2 separate regions of the Homo sapiens genome follow, and region 1 is linked to region 2. A link is an interaction called in ENCODE POLR2A ChIA-PET data of the cell type or tissue named here. Cell type or tissue: A673. All regions are shown on one strand. Each heading gives the region's core, and the rest is flanking DNA. Links, peaks and the distances in the headings are about the cores only.

Region 1 (12,153 bases), core at 2,816-7,815, 610 kb after region 2:
GCGTAGCAGTGGCTGCAGGCCTGGGGAACAGGTAGCCCCACATGCACCCAGGGCCACTCCCCATAGCTGATCCAGCCCCTCCCAGCCAGTCACACCCCCAGCACAGTCACATCATCACCCCCACCCAGCCACACCCCACAGCTTCCCAGCTCCACCAGCCACCCTACCACAGCCTGCCCCACCCACCACATCCAGCTCAGCAAGGAAAATCCTCCACATTTGCTTCCCAGCTGTGCGGGAGTTTCTCCAGCGTGATTACATCCCTGGGAGGCCGAGACCAGAAGCAAATCCCTTCCTCTGCTGGAATCTGCTACATGCCCCATCCCCCATCACCCCCACAGTGCTGCCTGGCCAGGAGCCAAGCTGCCGCCTGTCAGTCACCCCAGAGTCCAGGACCACCACCACCGGGAAAGAGACTGTTGGAGGTCTGGCTCAGAGTCGCAGGGCCACAGAGAGCACAGTCTACCCTGCAGTAAGCCCCTGGGGACACTGAGACCCAGAGAGAGGAAAGGACCTCCTGGCTTGTGCCGTCTGGTGTGCCCCACTCTCATTTACCTTGGTCCATTTTCTTGTCCATTAAAACCCTGTCCCTCCTCCTCCAATGCCAGCCTCAGCAGGGAGGTGAACAAGCCTGCTCTGGATTTCTAAAGTCCTGATTGAGCTCCCCTGCTCCACATCCCACCACGCAACACCAGGTATCAGTTGTTCTTGCAACTAGAACATGGGGCTCCCAACTTCACTGAAAGCTTTCCAAGGCACAAGCCATCTCCTACCCACAGCAGGTACTCAAGAGCCTTGTGCCCTTGCCAATTACCTTCCCCTCTGTGAATCTGCTACGCGGCATCTCCAAGCTAAATGCATTAATAACATTAACTTCCATTTATGAGACATGCCATGTCTGCGTTACATGCCATTATTTCAACCTTACCACAGCACCATGACCTAGATTCCCCCCATTATACGGATGAGAAACTGAGGTCCAAAGAGGCCAGTCACTTGCTGCAGCCCACAGAGCTAATAAGGGGGTGAATGGGAACTTCAGCACACAGCTGCTGGGCTCCAGAGCCTGGGCCCCTCATCCCCCATCTCCGCAGCCCCTCTGTGATCACCTAAGACAGCTAACATTTGCCAGATGCCCTGCACATCCCTTTCTCCATTCCTTTTCAATAGTTTTCTGTCTGTGTTTGTTTTCATCCATTTTATATGTGTTTTAGTATCACAAGCAGCCTCTAGTGATCTTTCTTGGAAGTAGCTCACAGATCATCCGTCAATCAACAAGGAAACAAAGCATTAAGCACTACTGGTTCACTCCCTGGTTCTCAACTTGTGAATCTGTTCTGGGTTCCCTGGCAGGGAAGGCCCAACAGAAAACCTCAGGAACTTAGACCTCACTTGTTGAGAATGTGTCCTTCTTCCAACAGGGCCTGAGTTGCGAGTTTACCTTTGTACCAGCTCTGAAAAAAAGGGCTTACCGAGCAAACATACCAGACAGCCTGGGGGTGGGGCTGTGTGGGGAACACGGCAGGTCACCTGCCACCCTCCCGTCCCAAGGACGGGACAGTCCTGACAGTCCCACTGAGGCTCTTCACGCACACCAAGGCTGTCAGGTCCATCACACAGAATGTTATGCAGTGGCCACAAATCTTCCCAAAATGGGGCTCTCTGCCCACCCTATCCCCAAATCTGCCTATGACAGAGTCAAATCCATCCAGAACTATTTTTTCCTTAGGCTCAGATCACAGACACTCAAAAGGAACAAAGCAGCATATCCCAACACATATCATAACCTCCCTTACTGGCGGCCAACGTTAAGCTCCTGCGAACATGTGGGGCTGTGCCAGGAGCCTTACCTGCTCCATCACGCTCAATCCTAACACCCTGAAAGAGGTGTCACTGCTATGAGCACTTTACAGACAAGGAAATGGAGGCTCAGAGAGGGTAAGCAACCGCTCGAAGTCACACAGCTGGGCAGAGGTGGAGCTAGGATGCCCCTCCCAGCCCACCCCACAGCCCCTGTTCGTTACCCTTCTGCAGTCCTACTTTCCACACCACTCCCAAGCCAGGTCTGCAGCCCAGGAGAGAGGCTTCCTGGAGGTGACCAGGCCCAGGGCTGCTGACCCAGCTTCTCTAGCTGAGCTTCAGCCTCCTGGGAAAGCCTGCACTGCAGAGAGGTGCACCATGGAACCCAGCAAGGCAGGACTTCAGCCAGAGGGTCCTCACGCCCCCATCAGACACCCCAATATAAGAAAGGGGGATGGCGGCTCGGGGCAGTGGCCCCTGCCTGTAATCCCAGCACTTTGGGAGGCTGAGGCGGGTAGATCACAAGGTCCTGAGATCGAGACCATCCTGGCTAACACGGTGAAACCCCATCTCTACTAACAATACAAAATTAGCCAGGTGTGTGGCACATGCCTGTAATCCCAGCAACTCCAGAGGCTGAGGCAGGAGAATCGCTTGAACCTGGGAGGCGGAGATTACAGTGAGCCGAGATGGCGCCATTGCACTCTAGCCTGAGCGAAACTCCATCTCAAAAAAAATAAAGAAAGGGGGGCCACCTCCTGCCCCAGGCAGAGGCCTCATGCTAAGGAAGAGGCAGGAGCGAGGGTCAGAAGCAGGAGATCTCAGCTAGCAGGGCACCGCAAAGGACAATGGTGAGCACCTCGCCTCACGGCCTGGCATGTGCCAGGCGCTCTACCAAGCACTTCCCAACCCTCACTTCATTTATTTGTCATTTATGCCCAGTGAAGTAAAAACAATTTTATCACACCCTGAGCTTCTCCCCTATCTGCCTCCCCTGCAGAGGAGCTGGGAAATGTGGGTCACCACTAGCCCCCACCCTCCCGCATGCCCGACTCCAGGCCTCAGATACACCCTGAGAGATTCCAAGGCACAGGCAGACTCAGGGGCCTCCATCTCAAGGATGCAGAAGCCAAAATCCATGCGGGCCTGGAAACCACAACAGCCTCCCAGTCCTTCCCTCCCAGTCATCCCCTTCCTCTCATCAGGGGATGAGAGGTCATTGTCCCCTGAATGAGCCAAGCTTCCCCAGCTTGTAAGGTCAGGCAGAATGCTGGCAGGAAGACAGAGGCAGGGGGTGCCACAGCCTCCATTGCCGCCTGTGAGTCTCTGGGCAAGTCCCTTCCCTTCTCTGAGCCTCAGTTTCTGCAACTGCAGTGAGGGGTATGGACTAGAGGAGAAGTCTGTGACCTTCTGGGGGTTATAGAACCCTTTGAGAATCTAATGATGGCTATTAGCAGATTCTCTCCCCAGACACACAAATTCAGAGTGGTTGTGACTGGCCCCCATCAAAAGCCAAGTTAAGAACATGGAAATTCTCTAGGGGCCCCTCTGGCTTTGACAAGCCATGGCTCTCACAGTCTAGACAGGACCAAAGCCACAAACACAACATCTGAGAGCCCTGGGATCTCACCATTTCAGCTTCCCCCGTGGCCCTGAAATAAATCTTTAAACTCTTGGACCTGCTGGCTTCAGGTGGATTTGTGGACATGCCTAGCTGTCTGGAGAAGCCACAGGAGAAACTGAGCCCTTCCTTCCCATCCCTCAGCCTCCTCCTCCTTCTCCTCCATCAGGAATCTGCCAGGTCAGCCTAGACCTCTCCCTGGGGCAGTTCCGGGAGCTGCTTCTGATCTGGAATGAAGGCAGGACCCAGTGCCAGGCTCAAGTGCCAGCCTGTACCCCCAGATCCCTCCTGGGGACACACACACACACACACACACACACACACTCAGATGGACCTGGAAGGACTGGACAGGGCAGGGGGCCAGGGACAGTGGTCAGAGTGGACAGGAGCCAGCGAGACAATGACCAGACCCAGACCCACCGGAGCTCCAGGCAGTGGCGTGAGGTTCCTCTTCACTTCGCCACGCCCTCTCGAATGTCCTCTCCTTAACACGGCTGCACCTAATCCCAGGGCCAGGAAAAATGGCATTACTGTTGGCCCAGTCCCCTCCCCAGGAGAAAGGGAAGGCAGAAGCAAGGGAGGGAGGTGGCCCTAGAGCACCCTGCGCCACCAACCACGTTCCTAGAAACCTCCACGCCCCTTCATGCCACCTCCCTTGTCAAGGCCTCCAGCCCCTACCTCCTTAACCTCAGAAAGAGGATGTCCTCCTCCGATTCTGCCCCGTGCCCAGGGAACCACTGGCACCTCGCCTGCCTCACCCAAGCCCTGCCTGGAGGAGCCTTCCACGGGAAAGGAAAAAGCATGTCCCTGACCCTCATGCTAGTGGGTCTTCTGACCCTCTCAAGAGAGGTAGCAGCCAACAGCAGGAGGAGCACTCACTGGCAATAAGGATAACTGGGTCCTGGTTCCAGCCCTGGCCCTTCCCCCTCCAGACCTCAGTTTCCCCACCTGTCCTGAGAAGAAGAGGAAGGACTGGTATGCCCAGCTGGAGGGAAAAGTGTCTATGATGCTGGCTTTTGGCCCCTGGCCCCACCCAGCTCAGCTGCCAGGCCCTTCCCTGTGCCCCACCCTGCAGAGAAGGAAGAAAGGTGACCGGCAAAGGTGTGGAGGGTGTAAGAATCCATGCTGGAGCCTCAAAGTGCTAGAGCTGAAAAGGGTCTTACAAAGACGAGACCCAGAGAAGAGAAGCAACTTGGCCACGGTCACACAGAACACTGGAAAAGGGCCAGGCTGGCCAGGGCTTGCTTCTTGACAGCAAATGCTTAAAAGCACCCAGCTGAAAAGGTATTTGCCTTCTTAGAGGATGCCAAGGAGAGCACAAGGCAACCTGACAACAGTAGAACTGCAGGCTCTGAGAGCTGCAGTTAAAAAAAAAAAAAAGGTATGTTTATACGTGGGGCTTAAGGATGGAGGTTGGGCTGGCTTTCCAGGCTCCTCATGTCACACCACGTGGGTGGCCAAGGGTCCTGCCAGCCACAGGGAAATCCTAGGAGCCCCTTCCAGGGATTAGCAGCTTTGGCCACCTCTCAAGAAGTCACCTAAGGCCCAGCAGGCAGGCCCAGCAGTGGTGACAGAAAGAATGGCTCAGATGGACACTCCAAGACTAGCCCACTCTGGAAGATGCCAGAGCCTTGGAGAGACTGAAAATCCCCCAAGCCCCGTGGCCAGTGAGGACGGAAGCCAGGTGGGCTAGGGATAACACAGAGGAAGGGAAAAGCTTTGAGCCATCTGGAGCCACAGAAGCCCCCTAATCTCCTAGAGGCCTGGTGGGTACAACACAGGGCCTGCTGAGACCAAGGAGGCTTCACCGAGGGCCCACATGAAAGCAGCCAGTCCCTGTAGACTTGCTGGGGCTTGTCATCACGACAAAAGCTGGCCACCAACACGCCTTGGGGTGTTAAGGGACTCAAAGTACTTACATGGAGGCGCAGCTGGCAGGGGGAGGGGGCAGAAGGTGGGGAGAGGTGGGGGCAAGTGGGCCCGGCTTTCTCTAGGACACAGACAACAGCTAGAGAACAGAAACGTGGAGCAAAAAGCACTGGGTGACCTACTTCACAGAGGCTCCTTTTAAAGAGGAATAGGAGGCCTCAGCGAGACTCTAAAAAGTACCTCGCAGGGGTCCAGAACAGTTCATGGGGCCAGGAGACCAGGGTTCCAGTCCTAGATCAGGAACTCACCCAGGACTAGGCTCAGGTGAGGCCCGCGAGGAGCCTTTTAGAAGGTGCTCACTGCCAGGTGCAGTGGCTCACGCCTGTCATCCCAACACTTTGGGAGCTCAAGGCAGGTTGACCCAGGAGTTTGAGACCAGGAGTTCAACACCAGCCTGGGCAACATGGCAAAACCCCTTCTCTACAAAAAAAAATTACAAAAATTAGACAGCGTAGTGGCGTGTGCCTATAGTCAGTTATATGGGAGGGCTGAGGTGCGAGGATCACCTGAGCCCAGGAGGTTGAGGCTACAGTAAGCCCAGATTGCACCACTGCACTCCAACCTGTGCGACACAGCTAGACCCTCTCTCAAAAACAAAGGTTCTTATTCTCCACAATGTGCAAGCACACAGCGGGCACCTCCTGAGACGCTGCACTTAGATGCCTCACTTGCCTCATCCTAGGCCCGGCCTTCTTACACAACCTGCCTGTGACCTCAGGCAAGTACCACTCCTTTCTCGGCCTCAGTTTGGTCACATAAAACAGAATCATGAAGCCAGGCATGGTGACACGAGCCTGTAGTCCCAGCTATTCAGGAGGCTGAGGTAGGAGGATTGCTGGAAGCCCGGGCATTCAAGGCCGCAGTGAGCTACAACTGCACTATGGCACTGCAGCCTGGGAGATACAGCAAGACCCCATCTCTAAAAAAAATAAAATTTTAAAAAACGAGTTAATTTAAAAAATTGAATCATGCCATATGATTCCATAGACCCTCCTAAATCTAAGCTGGGTTATTCTGTAGGGAGCATAACCGACCTCTGCAGCAAATCCCCGAAATGGGCACAGTGGCCCCAGCTTCCTGCCATCGATAACCTGTCAGTCACCACGTTGTCAGTGACCACGTTCCAGGCAGAATACACATTATACAACCACCTGATGCCATTATGTTCTGGGCTCTTTGTTAAATGCTTGGCCTCTACTTGATCATGGCCTCATTTTACAAATATGGAGCCTGAGGTCCACAGAGATTAAGCAACTTGCTTAAGGTCCCTGTTGGGAAGTGCTTAGCTGAGATTCGAACCAGCATCTGTCTGGTTCTTAATCCCCACATTCCATGGCATCAGCCACAGATAACAGAAAACCCACCAGGGCTGGGGAAATGCCATCAGCTCTTTGCACCTCCCACATTTTCTAGCATATAATGCCGGGGCTAATGTGAAGGCAGGCTGGTGGACAGCCGGGAGCAGGTAGGCAGGGATGGGGAAGTCCGTGTGGGCACTAAGCATTCCACAGATGAACCAGCCTCCAGCCCGGCCAGCTGCCCACCACTGTGGTTACAATGCCCTCATCGCCATCAGCACACCACAGCCACCGCTGTGCCATTTTTAAATCATTACACAGATGCAAAGCATTTTCACAGGCATTGCTGCGGTATCACATGCCAACTTTATTAAAGTATAGCAGGGATTTCTTCCCCCTTTCTCAGAAAAGGAAAGTGGGGTTTCCAGAGGATAAGTGGCTTCCCAACACGCACACAGGAACACAATGTTTGAGATGAACTTGGAGCCCACATCCTCTGCCTCCCAGTCCAAGCTTGGGTCTACTCCTCCATGCTCACGACTTTCCAGTTCAACCAACTGATGGGCCTTTGGGACAATGATGACCATTTCTGAGAGTTTACTTGGTACCAGGTGTTGTACTCTGCATTTCACACGTTATCCCATTTAACTGTCCTGACATTCCTATCAACTAAGTATTGCTACTGTTTTCATTTCACAAAGACAGCAGCTCAGAAAAGTAGGGTATCATGCCCAAGGTCACCAGGCCAGGAAGGGGCAGAGCTGGCATCCAAACAGAGTTCAGACTGGCTCCAGAGCCTGGGGCCTAAACCTCATGCTGCACAGCTCTGTCGGGGAGACTCTGTCACGGGCAGTCAGTGGAGGGGACAGGAGGTAGACACATCAAATAGTGTGTGCATCTGGCAGATTATGGCAAGATTACGATAATGGAGGACAAACAAAGCTCTTAGGGAGCCCACAAGAGGGAGGTTGTTACAAACGTCCAGGCAGAAGGCCAGGAGTCTGTGCAGAGGACACGGAAACAGAGGGGAGTGGCAGATATGAGGGAGGCGGCCTTGTGAGACCTTGGTCAAGTGCCTTGCTCTCTCCAGACCTCAATTTACCAAGCTGTTAAGAAAAGTCCTTGGAACATCTCCAGAACCCCCACCATCCCTGAAGACTCCTGGGCCCTGGGAAAATAAGCAATGCCCGGTGACAGCCTGGCTATGAGCCCTGGGGACTCTGAAATGTCCTTGGCTGTCCTGGCACAGCTCAACTGCTGGGAAACAGGCTTGCAGAAGCAGAGGGCTTGGCTGGCATGCCTGGGCACCAGTGAAGTGTGGGTTCTGAAGGGGCCACATTCCACCCATTGTCAACCTCTCCACGGCTCTGCTGGAGCAAGCACCACCCAGCCTGGATGCAGACCAGAAACCGAGGTCACTCCCAGTGTCCAGTGGACTGCCACTCCAGGATCCGCCTGACCCATCAGCCCTGTCCAGAGCCCTACCTACACGTAAATTAAGTCCCTTTGATGTCACACACCCCCAAAGCCCTTCCCTCACATTTCCCTAAGGCTAGCCACTGGGATATAGAGACAAGGGGTCCTATAGGAGGCCTTAAGGAAAATGACCACCCCACCCCAAGGGACCTGTGCAAAACAGAGGCTGCCCATGCCAAGCCAATGAAGACCCTTGGCTAGGGAAAGGAAGATGGTCCATTAGGGCCGGCCCGCAGCTCTCACTCTGGAAGGTGGAAGGGGCTCTTGGACTTGCTAAGAAAACTCAGCCCAAGTCTCCACACTCACAGCTGCCCCATCAAACCACATGCCTGGCATGCTCCTATTCAATAACCTCCCACGGTTCCTCCCACTCACTAGGCCAAGCCCCTTACCTGCCTGCCTGCATGGGTCACTGTGAGCAGAGGCCTTGGTTTACTAGGTGTGCTATATGCCAGGGCCTTGCTAAGTGCTTTATTTTTTTGTTTGTTTATTTTTTTGAGACAGAATTTCACTCTTGTTGCCCAGGCTGGAGTGCAATGGCACAATCTCGGCTCACCACAAGCAACCTCCACCTCCCAGGTACAAATGATTCTCCTGCCCCAGCCTCCTGAGTAGCTGGGATTATAGGTGTGTGCCACCGTGTCTGGCTAATTTTGTATTTTTAGTAGAGACGGGGTTTCTCCATATTGGTCAGGCTGGTCTCGAACTCCTGACCTCAGGTGATCCACCAGCCTCAGCCTCCCAAAGTGCTGGGATTACAGGCACGAGTCACTGCACCTGGCACTAAGTGCTTTATGGACATTTCCTCATTCAACCTCACAGTAACCCTGTGAGGCAGGTACTATCACTGGCCCATTTCTACAGATGAGAAAATTGAGGCTCAGAGAGGTTATGTTACTCGTCCACAGTCTCACAGCCAAGCAGCAGGCAAGGATTCATGCCCATGCCTGCCTGACCCCAAGCCCAGATTCTTAACCACTGTGCCATGTGGCCTCCTCAAATGCTCCCTGCCACCCTCAGAACCCTGGGGCCACCTCAACCCTTCTCCATACAGGAGGGGAAACCAAGGCAAAGAGCTCTGTTGGTAGCAGAGCCAGGATAAGGCCTGAACCTCCACCCCACCCTTCCGCCCCCAACCTTGCCTACCCCAGAAGGAACTCCCTGTCAGGAGGCATGCCAGGCAGAAAGGCTAGGACCATCACAGTGACAATGAGGCTTCAGAATCTGCCTTTTTCCTCGTCCAAAAGGAAGAGAAAAGCAGAGGGAGGTTTGCAGAGAGAGAAAAGGACATGAAGGGACCAGGAAACATTTGTTCTCACAGAACAGACTCCTAGCATTGGGGCCCCTCACACAACCCCTGTTGCTGTTCCTGACAGCAACAGGAACATGCAGGACCCAGCACCCATGTGCACCATGCCCCTCCCCCACCAGCATAGGCCCCACCCCAGCACAGCTGACCCCAAATCTTAATTGCTCTTCCCAAACCTGCTTGTCCCACAGCCTTCTCTGTCTTGGTAAATAGCAATACTGTCCAACTGTCCTTCCAGTTCCTCAAGCCAGAAACCTTGCGGTCAACACTCTATTCTCACACCCCACATCTAATCCATCAGCAAATCCCATCAGCTCATCCTGCAAAATAAATCCAGAACCAACCCCTGGTTGCTCCCCCGCCGTCCCCACCCACCACTGACTCGCCCAACCTCTCTCGTGGCAAGACTGCAGCAGCCTCCCAGCTAGTCATCCTGCGTCCACCCTCACCCCCAGCAGTCTCTCTAAAATGTGTACCCAAACCAGTCAGTCCTCACATCGGGCCCGCCAGCAGCTTCCCCTCCACTCAGACTCAAACAACAAAGTCCTCCCCATGGCCAAGAGGCCCTACCTGTCTCCACATGCCCTCTGGCCCCTCTCCTCCACCATCCTCTCATTCTTTCAGCCCTGCCTCTGGCCACCCATGCCCTCCAGTTCCAGCGCCTTTGCCCTGCAGCTCCCTCTGCCTGGAAAATTCTTCCCTCAATTTCCCGTGGGCCACCCTCCCGGAGTCTACTGCCCCTCACCAGGGACCATCCTGACCACCTGACATGGCTGGGTCACTCCCCCAAATCACACTCTTGACCCACAAGCCAGTTTTATTTTTCTTCCAGGCACATCTCACCACCTGACAGTGAGCTTGTTGGGCTGTTCATTTCATCCCACCACTCAAATGTCAGCCCCACGTCCAAAACAGGGTCTCCATGTGTTTTGTTCACTGCTGCATCCCAGTTCTAGAAAAGAGCCTGGACCAAAGTAGATGTTTAATACAAATATACTGAATGAGGGACTATTGTCTCCCTCATCTGAACACACAACTTTAGGCTTACACAGCCCCTACAGACCAGGGGCTAGAGGCTGATACAAGACTCAACCTGGGCCAGCTAAAACCCTGAGGGTTTTCGCCTGGCCAGTTCCCAGCCAAATTCCCAGTCCTGTTCTAGTCCAATTGACTGCTTGGACCAATGGATGACAAGACTTTACGTTTGTCCCTGTCCGGTGCCTTTTCCTCTCCTTTTGGCCATGAGGGAGAACTTCTGAGTCCTGACAGTTGGGCTGCCAGAGGGAATGTGGACTGGACCGCCGCCACCCACCTTCATGGCCTTTCCAGCATCCATCCAAGGCTGCCTACCCCATGCTCCCAGCAAGAGGAGGCAGAGGAGGGAGGCTGGTGCTACGCTTGCCCTTTTCCTGTGGTCAGCAGGAGGACTATCAGAAGGAAGCTTTGTTCTCAGAATGAAGAGCACGAAGCCCAGTGTCAGGCGGAAGCGGGCACAGAGGCAGCTGTCCCATCAGATAGTTTAAGGAAAGACAAAACAACAACAACAAAAAATGGGATGGAGAATGTTTGAGGGGTAATTTGCACACCCAACCGGTTTCATGCCTCCGGGGTGGCTGTGACGATGGTTCATTTTTCCAGGCTCTAACTAGGTCGTCATAGACAATCAGATGATTGTCCCAGCTAGATGATCTGCCACTGCCCCTGCAGAGGGAGGTGGAGATGGAAGAGTGTGGCCTTGCCTGGCATTGGAAGACCTGGGGTCCCAGCCCAGCTTTCCACCCACTCAAGTGACATTAGGAGAGTGTCTTCCCTCTATGTACCTCAGTTTACCCGGCTGTAAATGGCTTGTTCATGCCTGCACTTGATGTTTCAGCCTGCCTGCCACAGGACCACACAGCAGGAGAGCCCCTCAGCCTGTGGCCAGGTCACTGGGCCACCCAGGCCAGGCTTTCCCTGTGGGGCCTGATACCAGGGGCACAGCACTTGCCCACTTTGAGCCAGGCTTTCAGTCTGCCTCCTCTCCTGACCTGTTCCCTAATGTGAATGTGAAACTCCTCTGGGCCTGGCTAGGGTGGGGCCAGGACTGGCAGCCCTCACCCCACCCAGACACTGGCACCTGCCCCAATCCACTCTGTGTTATCCTCTCCAAGGATAGCTCACATTGCACTCAGCCACGACAACTGGGGAAGCCCAGAACATTGGCACAGGGGGCAAAAGAGTAGCCCAGAGAGAGAAAGGGGCATGGTTAATGTCGCCCAGCACAACAGCCACCCAAGGCTCCTCCCTACCAGCCCTGGGCTCCATGCACTAAGACAGTCCTTAAAGAGTGGTCTATAGACCCCCTGGTCTGAATGTTCTCAGGATGGGGAGGCTACACCCTAGAATGAAAGAATCAGAGCAGGAGGCAGCGGGTGGGGGCAGCAATCTGCATGCATTTTTGCAAGCTTCCCAGGTTTTTCCTGTAGCCAGAACAATTGCAACCTCTCAGCTAAGACCTCTTCCAGGAGAAGACATCTTAGCAGGCCCCAGGGAATACTTAAGATTTCAATTGAATGAGTTAAATAAACCTTGACGGGACAGACAGTTGGACAAGGGAGCTGTCGGATAAAGCAACATACTCTAGGAGGAGAAAGCACAGAGAGGCCCAATGGAGAAGAAGCCCAGGCCAGTAAACATCTGAACTGGTCCACACCCCTCTTCACCCTGCTGGCCTCAGCACA
Region 2 (12,153 bases), core at 2,619-7,618:
CTTTTGGGTTTAGCAACTGCCATGCAGGAGGGAAGGTAGAAGAGAGAATGACAACAGGGAGGTGACTTAAGAGGCTGTTAAATATTAAAGGCGAGATGCAATGGGACCTCAACTGGGACAGAGCTGAGGGGATGGAGGGGAGATGATGGGTTGATGGGAATGCCCATTGTCTTACAAAATCAGCAGGAGGATGGCTGGATGCCCCCATGAGCCAGTTACAAACCCTTTCATCCCCACCTCCCCCTGCCAATACTGCCCTGGCTCAAGCCTGAGTTTCCTGGACCTCCCTCCCCGCAACCAAATCCTTCTTGGCCAGCAGCTACCCACACCCCCTTTCTCTGCCTCAGACTATCACAAGTCCCTGGAGGATGCTCTGAGCTCAGACACATCTGGCCACTTCAGGAGGATCCTCATTTCTCTGGCCACGGTGAGTGAATTCATGGGCCCCAGGTCGGCTTGCCCATCGGGAGGCCTGGGAGGAAGGGAAGGTTTACTGAGTGGAGGGCACAGGGGAGTTAGAAGTGCACTCCTGATGGAGAGGGGGTGTCTCCCCACTTGCCTCCTTAGAGTTCCACCGCCTACCCCTGTTGTTCCCTTGTCAAAGTTGGCGTGGTACCACCTTCTCCAGACAGTCCTCCCTGGTGGCCCTTGTCCTGGCTTGTTGGGCCCCCAGCTCACAGGACAAAGCCATATGGGTGACCCTCTCCTGTGTTGTTACCTGGGAGCTTCTGTCACCATCTCTTGAATTCCCATAACCAAAATGGCAGACCCTCATTGACAGTTACCGAGAGCTTGCTGTGTGTCAGGCATTGGTGCTAAGTGTCTTGCACACATTCTCAGTTAATGACCACAACAGCCTACCTTATAGAGGCAGGATTTTCGTCCCTGTGTAGCTGATGAGGAAGAGCATTCAGAGAGGTGAAAATGAGCAGGGTGTGTGGTGGTACAGAGATGGAGATGGGTCGATGTTTGGGGACTGAACTTTCTTGCTGCTCCTGCTGCAGGGGCATCGTGAGGAGGGAGGAGAAAACCTGGACCAGGCACGGGAAGATGCCCAGGTAAGACCCCCAGCCCACCCCAGTCACCTCTGCCGGGTGTCCCTGAGATGTAGGTCCAGCTTATGCGTGTCTACGCCGGGCCCTGTCTGTGAGTGAAGGCTCCTGGCAGGGGCGTGGTTGGTTTGATTGGTTGATACTTAGACTGTAGAAATGAGGTTTAGAAGTGTGGTGCTGGTATTACTGGCATTTCCTAGGTGAATAGCAGGACCCTCAGAGCTGGCAGGGACCTGCAGATCACCCAGGTCAAAGCCCTCATGTTACAGTGGGAAAATGGAGGTCCAGAAAGGGCAAATGACTTCTGAAAGTCACACAGCAAATCAGTGGCCCCAGTAGAATTGACCCCTAGAGAGCTGGTCTGGGAACTTGCTGAGAAGAGGGCCTGAGTGCTAAAGGCCTCGGTTTATTATCTGTAAAATGGGACCGAGATTGGAGGGAGTGTCCTGGGACGAGCCTAGAAAGTAAGTTCCTCAAGGGCTGGAATCTTCATTTTGTTCACTGATATATCCAAAGTAACACATGATCAGTGCTCAATAAATATTTGTTGAATGAATAGCAGGGAAAAGGGTTCTCTAGGAGTCTCTTGGCTGCTCTGCCTCAGCCCTGCTCCTTAGCCTAGTGAGCTTGAGGTCTGGAAATGGCTTCTTCTGGAGGTTGGACAACCCCAAATTCATTTTCCCTGAGGGTTCTATGGCTGGGCAGTCCCTACTGAGGCCAGTGCATTGTCCCCCACTGACCTGCACCTTGATCCCAGCACCCAGTAGCCTGACCCAGGTCCATGTCTCCATCTCTTCTGACTGCCTCATTTTCCCGCCCCCAAAAGCTGTGTCCAGGGATGTGGGGCACAGACACCACAGACTTTTATAGACATCCAGCCCCCTTCTTTTATAGTTGGTGAGTTGAAAAGAGCACTGATGGATTGAGAGTCAGGGAACCAACTTTTCTGTTCCCAGGTCCCATAACAGAAGTGTGGTTTGCTACAACAGCATCTGAGCTAGAAAAATCTTTAGCTGGAACCTGACAGTTACAGAATTGTAATTATAATTTTTAGAATGCATACTATATATTGAGAACGATGCCAAGATTATTCTATACGTTTTTATGTTCTCCCTTTTTACTAGAAGAAAATGAAGCTCCTTAACCTCTTCAATGAAAGAATTTCTAAGTGGTGGTGGTTTTATTTGAACTCAGGCTTGCCTGATGCCAGAGTCTATGCTTAATTCCATTTACAGTAATATCTTCCAAGACCCAGTAGAGTTAAGGTCCCCTGCAGCTTCCACATCAAATAGCTGTTGTTGTCCAGTTGTCCAACCCTTGCTTTGGAATATGGTTGTCAAAAGCTGCAGGGTTACATTTAAATGTATGGCATTTCAGCTACATTGTGGGCACATGGATGGGGGTTAGGCTGAGAACCCAGCCAGACACTAGGGTGGCTTGCTGAGGCCACATTTCATTCACTCATTCAACAGACGTTTATTAAGTATTACTGTGAACAGCCTCGTGTGCTGCTGAGAGTTTTTTAAAAATCTCAGCTCTCACCCCAAATCCATCCTCCAACCCTGAATTGATCTTCCAGGGAATGCTTCTGCCTGGTGCCTGGTTTGCCAATGAGGCTGTGCTTCCAATTGCCGCTAGCAGGGGGCAGTGGTGGGCCTTGCTGACAGCTGCTTCGCAAAAGGAGAGAAGTGGAGAGAGAGAACCCGGGTGGAAATAGCTAAGGGACCCTTGAGCGAGATCCCTGCCCAACTCGGCTGCTTCTCCAGATTTAGGATGCTAGACCCAAGCTCATTTTCTTATAACTAGCAGTACATTCTTTTATAGAAACTAGAAAATAAGGAGAAGCCAAAAAAGACTCCATAACCTAATAGTAATAAGCATTGTCAGTATTGTGGCATACATTATTCTAGTTGCTTCTCTATGTATATATAAAAGTGGATTCTTTATTTCTGACAGTTAAAAATTAATACTATGTGAATATTGTTGCATTTTTAAATCAACGATATCATTTAATGGCTATATACTGTTCCATATCTGAATCTACCATGTTATTTAACCAGCCTTCTTCCTAGTAGCAAACTCTTTTATCACATTCATGAATTATTCATTAGAATGAATTTCCAGAGATGAAATGGAAATGTGGGAGCAAAATGTATATAAAAATTAAGGGCATTTGATAGGGCCGAGTCAAGCTCCCCCTTAGATAACGCACATGAGTACTTGGCAGTTTGTATTTGCCTGTTTTACACTGCCTCCCTGGCGGTCTCTCACTCTGGATGTCTAGAACACCCTCAAGCTCTTAGAAGTCTGGGACTGTTATTAACCAGTTGAACATATGTCCAATTTCCAACTGTGGCCCCACAGTGATTGTTAATTGCTTCCCCTTTCACTCTGTTGTCCAATTAGAGCAATAAATTATAAATAATTATTATAGACCTACCATGAAATGAAGGATTGTGGTCATTTTTAGATAATCAATACTCAGACTTTTTTTTTTTTTTTTTTTTTTTTTTTTTTTTAAGACGGAGTCTCGCTCTGTTGCCCAGGCTGGAGTGCGGTGGCGCAATCTTGGCTCACTGCAACGTCTGCCTCCTGGGTTCAAGCAATTCTCCTGCCTCAGACTCCCAAGTAGCTGGGATTACAAGCTCCCAACACCATGCCCAGCTAATTTTTTTGTATTTTTAGTAGAGACAGGATTTCATCATGTTGGCCAGGCTGGTTATGAACTCCTGACCTCAAGTGATCCGCCCGCCTCAGCCTCCCAAAGTGCTAGGATTACAGGCGTGAGCCACCATGCCTGGCCCAGGCTTTTAAAAATATAACAGCTTTCTTGAAATAGAATTCATTTACCCCACTATTGACCCATTTAAAGTGTACAATTTGGTGGTTTTTAGTATCTTCACAGACTTAATGCAACCATCACCACAATCAATTTTAGAACATTTTTTCACCCCCAAAAGAAACTCCATACACATTAGCTGTGACTCCTCATATCCTACTAACCCCCCAGCCCTAAGCAACCACTAATCTACTTTCTGTCTCTCCAGATGTGCCTCTTCCAAACACCTCATGTCAATACAGTGATATTAATACGTGGCCTTTTGGACTGGCTTCTTCACTTAAGAAAACACTAACCTAAACACTATGTTAAACACTTAACAGTGTTTTCACGGGTCATCCGTGTTGTAGCATGTTGGTACTCCCTTTTCATTGCCAAATAATAGTCTATTATCCATTCATCAGCTGATGGACATTTGGGTTATTTCCACCTTTTGGCTATTATGACTAATGCTGCTCTAAACATTTGTGTACAAGTTTTTGTGTGCACATATGTTTTCATTTCTCTTAGATAGAATTGCTGGGTCATATGAGAACTCTAAGTTTAACCATTTGAGGAACTGTCCAGATTAATTTTTGCATGAAGTAGCTAGGCTAATAAGAACAAGCTTTTGTGGTGAATATTAATTTAGTGTCCCACCACTTTTTTTTTACATTACAGATATTATTATCTTAAAGATGCTTTGAAAAACCGAGTATGTCTAGGGTACTCTGACCCGCGTAAGTGAGAACAATTGGGACTTTGGATTCTTTTCTGTTAAATTTTTTAAACATGTCCCTCTCTCTCTCTTTTTAAAAATGATACCGTTTTATTTAGCATAAGTTTTTACAAATTTTTGATAAAATACATATCAACTTTACCATATTAATCATTTTATATATTTATTTATTTTGAGATGGAGTTTTCCTCTTGTTGCCCAGGCTGGAGTGCAGTGTTGCAATTTGGCTCACTACAACCTCCACCTCCCGGATTCAAGTGATTCTCCTGCCTCACCCTCCTGAGTAGCTGGGATTACAGGCACCTGCCACCACACCCGGCTAATTTTTTGTATTTTTAGTAGAGACAGGGTTTCACCATGTTGGCCAGACTGGTCTCAAACTCCTGACCTCAGGTGATCAACCTGCCTCAGCCTCCCAAAGTGCTGAGATTACAGGCGTGAGCCATCATGCCTGGCCAATCATTTTAAAGTATACAGTTCAGTGGCATTAAGTACATTCACATTGTTGGGCAGCTGTCACCACCAGCCACCTCCAAAACTGTTTTCGTCATGCAAAACCAAAACTCTGGACCCACTCAACAGTCACTCCCCATTCTCCCTTCCCCCAGCCCCTGGCAACCACCATTCTTTCTATGTCTGTGAATTTGACTGGGGACTTCATGTAAGTGAAATTATACAGTATTTATGCTTTTATGACTGGCTTTCTTTACCTAGTATGATGTCCTCAGGGTTCAACTAGGTTTTTGTTTTGTGATGTTTGAGATAGGGTTGAGACCCAGGTTGGAGTGCAGTGGCACAATCTTGGCTCACTGCAACCTCCACCTTCTAGGCCCAAGCAATCCTCCCACCTCAGCCCCCCAAGTAGCTGGGAATAACGGCGTGCGCCACCATGCTCAGCTAATTTTTTGGTAGAGTAGGGTTTCTCCACGTTATCCCGGCTGGTCTCAAACTCATAGGCTCAAGTGATCCTCCCACCTTGGCTTCCCAATGTCCTGGGATTACAGGTGTGAGCTACTGTGCCTGGCATAGGTTGTTTTTAATACAGAAAAATATTTTAAAAACCAGAAGCAGCCCATAATCCTAGTAGCCTTGATAACTCTTATTTAACATTTAAATTTAAAATGAAATAATATCTTTGCATCTTTAAGAAATTTTCAGGAAGAATAAAAAAAATGCGAAAGCTTTCCCTCATAGTCCCTCTCCTCAAAGGTGTCTCGACAGTTTCTTAAGTACTTCCCAGGAAGTATGAGAAAGTGAGTGTCTATTTTTTTTTGAATCTAGATAAAAGAAACACTATATTACACAAAAATATGCTATACTTTACTTCTTTACTTAATTTAAATGGAAACTCTCCTTATCAGCATTGTAGATAATCTTATCCTTTGTAAAAACTGCATGGATTGTTTCCATTGATTGGATAAGTCATAGCCTGTTTAACAAGTCAATCTCAGGATGGTTTACAGTTTTTCTCTAGTATGAAAAATGCTGACCAGGTGCAGTGCCTATAATCCCAGCACTTTGGGAGGCTGAGGCGGGTGGATTACCTAAGGTCAGGAGTTCGAGACCAGCCTGGCCACCATGGCAATACCCCATCTCTACTAAAAATACAAAAAAAAAAAAATTAACTGGGCTGGTGGCATGCACATGTAATCCCAGCTACTCAGGAGGCTGAGGCAGGAGAATCGCTTGAACCTGGGAGGTGGAGGTTGCAGTGAGCTGAGATCGCACCACTGCACTCTTTGGGAGGCCAAGGCAGGAGGATTGCTTGAGGCTAGACTGGACAACAAAGTGAGACCCCTTCTCTACAAAAAATAAAAAAATTAGCTGGATGTGGTGGCACACACCTGTAGTCCCAGCTACTCAGGAGGCTGAGGCAGGAGAATCGCTTGAGCCCAGGAGGTCAAGGTTGCAGTGAGCCGAGATTGTGCCAATGTACTCCAGCCTGGGCAACAGAGCAAGACCCTGTCTCCAAAAATTAAAAAGAATGCTGCAGTGAACAGTCTTGTATTCTATCGTGGAAGGCTTTTGCCAGTATACCTGTAGGGCAAATTCCTAGCAATATAATTGCTTGATCAAATGGCATATGCCTTTTAACTTTTAACGGACATTGCCAATTATGCAATGAAAAGAAGAGGAAGGTTTCCAGAGTATAGGCTATTGTGAAGTTTATAAAGAGTTCAGTCTATCCAATAGAATAAAGTCAGCAGAGTTTCTGGGGGAACGGCGAAAGCAATACGCAGCCTAGGTACATGAGCCTGGGTATTTTGTTCCCAGGCTCTCCAAGTCACAGCTATTTGCCTAACAAAATAGTGTCCTAACCACAGAATTTTGTGCTCTGCATAGTGCAGTGATTAAAAGTAACCCTTGTAAAATGACTTTCCCATCACTGTTTGCTGTGTGCCTCCAGGCAGGTCAGCTCCCCTTAAGGCCTCAGCTGGCCAGTCTTTCCTGTCTGTAACATGAAGGCTAAAATTACATGTCTCTTGCCTTGGAACTCTGAATATGCTAAAGGGTGCAGAGAACTTTGCACTGCTCACATTTACATCTCAGTGGTTCTGTAAGGAAGTGGCAGGGATTATTTCCACTTTCAGACAAAGAAACAGGCCTGGAATCTCCTCTGGGTTTTGGGGTGCGAAGGGCAGAGTTCCCCATTTCTGTGTCTTTCTCTTACCCTTCAAGTGAACACGTTTTTAGTTATTGCCAGGCCTATCCGCATTCTGAGCTCCAGCCCAAAAGGTCATAGGAAGGTATTTTTATCTTGTCCCTACCCCCCTTCCTTTCGCATCCCGGGTTCTCTCAGGTCTCTTGGGACCTCTCCCACTCCCAGCCAGGCCCCTCACCCTGCACCCCAGGGCCCCAGCACCAGCCTCCCCAACCTCCTCTGACTCTTGCCTCCCTTCTCTCCCTCCTCTCTCCCCTCCCTGCTCTCAGGTGGCTGCTGAGATCTTGGTGAGTGTCCTGTTCTTCATTTGGGTTTTAACGGCCTCTGAGTAAAGTCCGCCTTTACTGGGCCGAGCGGGGCAGTATCGAGCAGTGATTTGGGAGCTTGCTGTGCGGCTTCTCTCTCTCCCCTTCCGGGCCCTGCTTGGTAAAAGATAGGCCAGGCAAGTGTTTCCCAAACTTCAGCTAATCATCTCTGGCACGATTTGTGCTGTGTAACCACCAGCTATTAATACTGATCTTTAAATCGACTCACTCTTAAACCCAAAATGAGTTAAGGGGAATTTACTATCAGTATAAATAGAACTAGTAGCTAGCTAGAAGACAATCATGGAAACACTAATGTGCAGTGTGATCGGGTGTGTTTGCCCTTGACCCCGCTTGGGGAAACACTGGCCAGGCCATCTTCTCTGCATATGACCCCATACACCCTTCCCAGAGGGGCTTGCAGAAAGGTTGAGGGATGGAAGGGGAACTCCCAGTTGCTATGCTCAGAGTCTATGTGGGTCCTCCTAGGAGCCCCAGCCCCACGGTCCTGAGGCTAGGATGGAAGTACCCAGTGCTAAGGCCATCTTTGTCAGTTCACAGGGTCCTTGTGAACTGGAGAGGGGAGTATAGAAGCCATTGTGCTTGAGGAAGGAAGAGGGGACCAGTCTCGGCCCCCTTGGATGGCTGGGTGAGCCCAGCTTCTGACTGCCCTCAGCCCAGGCAAAGACATGAAAGTGAATAATAACCAAGGCTTTCTCATGTCTCCCCTCCCAAATCCTTGCTCCAACTGGGGCTCTGCAGGAAATAGCAGACACACCTAGTGGAGACAAAACTTCCTTGGAGACACGTTTCATGACGATCCTGTGTACCCGGAGCTATCCGCACCTCCGGAGAGGTGAGGCCTGACCTCCTCCCTTCCCAGCTCAGCAGGAAGATCCCAGAATCTGATGAGAGCCTCTCAGCTCTCTGTGGCAAGAGGAGCCCGTTGCCCACCCACCTCCTCCTTAACCCAGCAGTAGCGTGTCATGGGTGACGGCGACTCTGGAGCCCTGGGTTCTAGTCCTGGCTCTACCACTTATACCTCACCTTCTTTCTCCTCCTTAGGGAAGCAGGTGGGATGCCCGGGATTAGGTATAGCAACTGGATTTCACCTCAAAGGCCAACTCTGATTGGTAGTAGCTGCCTAGAGTGCTGTGTTAAGGATTCTGGGGTCCCGCGTCATGATTCACTGGCGATGCCTGCCAGGAGCAAGGCAGCGAGAGGTGGTGGTGGCACAAGACCCACATAGACATCTTTGAACCACAGGCTGCCGCATGCTCAGGGCACACCTGTATGCAGTGGCCCTGGCACTCGGTAATCATGAAGTGTCCTGCACTGAGACATTTACATTTTAATGTCTGGCACTACATTAAATGTCTACATTTAATGTCTGGCACTTCTCAGTATTTAAGGTGCTTTAACATAGTGGCTAAAAGAATGGACTTGGGCACTGGACGGCCTTGATTTGAATCCCCCACTTAACAGCCATGTGACCTCAGGCAAGTCACCGAATCTCTGCGCCTGAGCTCCCTTACGTAGGAATCAGGGTTTTAGCTCTACCCGAGATGATTGTTGTGAAGATACAAAAAACATAACACACATAAAGCACTGGCGCAATGCCTGACTCAGTGAGTGTTTCCTGAGTGTTATCATTGTGTCTTCATCCCAAGCGGACACAGGAGGAAGAGGAGGCCCAGGAAGGAGAGGGATCACCCAAGGTCCCTCAGTGAGCTGGGGCAGAACCATGACTAGGACCCGTGCTCCTTTTACTACCCCAGCCTGGGTTCCCAGAACTTGGCCGAGGTTCTAAGACCATTGGCCAGGCACGGGGACTGGCGTGGGACAGATTTGGCTCTGAGCCCACGGCAGCCTTGATGTCAGAGCTTCTCTATCGGGATGATCTTGCCCAATGCATTTAGGCCTGGGCTGTGGCCATATTTGCTGCCCTTCCACTTTCTCAGGCACAGCCTGTGGGAGGCACTGGGTGGGGCTGAGGAGGGGTCCTCCGCCTCCTGCACTGAAGCTCACCCCCACCTCTGGGGCTTCTCTTGTGGCCAGTCTTCCAGGAGTTCATCAAGATGACCAACTATGACGTGGAGCACACCATCAAGAAGGAGATGTCTGGGGATGTCAGGGATGCATTTGTGGCCATTGGTAACTGGCAGGGACTAAGGGAAGGGCTGGGGGCACTGGGAACTTGAACAGATTCTCTGGAAGAATAGAACCTTGGCAGCCTCCGAAGCTACTACTGGAAAGTAAACACTGTCACAGTTCGCCTCCAGGGGTGCTGCCAAATGTGTGATTGTGCAGGAATGTCATGAGGTCTGTGCGAGGCTGCAGGAGAGGGTGAGAAAATAACTGTTGCTAGGGAAGAACCAGGAAGACTGGGGCAGGCAGGGGAGGGGGCACGCTGTCCTGCACAACTAGGGTGTATACACACACACACCACACACACACTTGACACACACACCTAACATATACAAGACACATACTATACACACACACATTCTCACATGTGACACACACTCATACATAAAACACGTTACATATGCATGTGACAGGTGCACACCACACATACACACATCACACACAGAACACATTATATATACACATACATGCTACACCCCCACAAGACACTACACCTACACACACACCACTCACACACTATGCACACATGACCCATGCACACCACATATACGCAGCACACATGCACACACATACAAGACACATACACGCTAGATGCAGATGACACACACACAGACCCTCGTCTCCTCTCAGTACCTGGCTTTTTGGTTACGCTTATATAATTTGAGCTCTTGACTTTGAAAAGGTTTTTCCCTTTTGGATCTTAATTCCACCGTGTATAAATATGGATGAGTGGATATGGGTTAGGGCTGAAGTTATTCTCATTAATATTCATCATTAGTGGTATCTTGTTTCATTTACTATAAAACACATTGCATCAATGCACTTTTAAAAAATCTTACCAAGAGGTATCCGTGGAAGATTTTCACATAATTGCCTTCAATTATAAAACACATCTTGATTTCAGAGACACTAAAATGTGGGGGAAAGGTGTGTTAGATTTGGGTGAAGTAGAGGTGGTGGTAGGGGTGTTGTTTAGCACGTGATGGGCCTTTACCACCCAGGAGCAATATCTAGGAGGCGGGATAGCCCGACGAATAAAAGCATGGAATCCAGGTTGAATCCCTGCTCTGCCACTTACTCACTATATGTCCTTGGGCAGGTCACAAAACCTCTGTGTCTCAATTTCCTCCTTTGTAAAGTGGAGATAACAACAGTGCCCAGCCCATAGGGTGGATTTTGTGAGGCTGAAATTAGTTAATTATATGTAAAGCACTTGGAACGGTGCCTCTTGGCATGTAATACTCACTGGACAAGGGTTAGTTTGTATTTGTATTGTTGTTTCCCACCAAGCCCTGCGCAAAGTTAGTTGCACGCAGGTTTAGTTACATTCTCATCAGGTGCTCTTAACCAGCTTATTTTACAAAAGAGGACACTGAGTTCAGAGAGGCTTATAGCAGTAGAACCAGGACTCAAACCACAGGCTGCCTACCTCCAAAGCTCATGTTCTTAACACCAGAATAATTAGCCTTTGGAGACACTTTCAGATTCCTACCCTCCTCGTGTATTTCCCTCTTCCCTTTCTCCTCCCACCTTGAACAGGTATACACGTGCAAACACACACCACAACACACCATTTCACACTCCTCCATCCAATGGCAGGCATCGGGGTCCCATGTGACAGATGGACAGGCTCAGTTTTTAGGAAGACTTGTGGGGTTGGTTACAGAGGAGAGAAGTTTCTGCCCAGCGTGCTTCTTAGCCAGACTGATAAAGCCCTAGGTCTGAAGTCAGGGAAGGCTTCCTGGAGGTGATGTCATGACTGGGGGCATGGACATCAAGTACAGCCTTGAAGGATGGGATTTGATTTAGAGAGATAATGTAGTGAAGGGCAGATAGGAAATGCATCTATCCAGGAAGGACAGAGAGACACAGGAATTTGCAGTTTGTTCTGGGAATGGGGGAGCAAGGGCCATGAGGTTGCAAAGGAGGCCAGGAGCTTTGACATTCAAGCCAAGGAGCTTGGGATTTGTTTGGGAGGTAGTAGGGAGATATGTAAGGAGCTGGAGATGGGAGGTGTGTGATGTGATCTTTTCCACAGGGTTCCTGAGCCTGTTGCAGAGGAGTCTTGCTTGACTCTGCCACTGGGGTACGCAACTCCAGCCTCTTGCCGTCTGTTCTCATTATATCCAGAGTCATTCCAGCTATAGTACTGGTGTCTGGTTCCTCCTTTTTAAGCTGTCTGAGACACCTGTGCGTGGGCTCTGGAGCCTTGCAGTCAAGCAGCTGTGAAGGGCTAGAGAACCCTAGGCTTTGAGAAAGGGCGGGGTTGGTGAAACCAGGCAGGCATTATCTGCAGCCAGGGTAGGGAGCAGGGGCTGCCAATCCTGCAAGATTGTTCAGGCCCTGGGGAAACACTCAGCCCCAGGGATTTGCATGGTCCCTTAAATTTTACCAACGGACAGTCATTCTTTGGAGCAATATTTCTCTAA

What was found. ChIA-PET counts read pairs that join two places held together with the same protein. Peaks named below come from ENCODE experiments on the same cell type or tissue, not always from the same donor. Only the 100,000 strongest peaks of a DNase experiment are listed, where the experiment ranks them.
Region 1: POLR2A ChIA-PET joins it to region 2 with 10 read pairs; 2 of 35 experiments call an interaction of 5 or more read pairs at or near these places.

What each region holds. Positions count from the first base shown.
Region 1 is chr5:150,499,915-150,512,067 of GRCh38, reverse strand. NDST1 (N-deacetylase and N-sulfotransferase 1) reads right to left here and starts at 3,937. Exons shown (of 15, transcript NM_001543.5): 1 at 3,842-3,937. RefSeq lists enhancers at 1-78, 1,380-1,953, 9,477-10,035, 10,036-10,596 and a silencer at 167-461. In A673, for the core only: no CTCF peak of the experiment used is centred there; no DNase peak of the experiment used is centred there.
Region 2 is chr5:151,106,032-151,118,184 of GRCh38, reverse strand. ANXA6 (annexin A6) reads left to right here. Exons shown (of 26, transcript NM_001155.5): 19 at 348-427; 20 at 1,005-1,058; 21 at 7,541-7,558; 22 at 8,339-8,432; 23 at 9,635-9,730. Among named protein-coding and RNA genes, the nearest start is that of TNIP1, 31 kb to the right of the region's middle. In A673, for the core only: a CTCF peak has its summit at 2,697; a DNase peak (open chromatin) is centred at 2,714.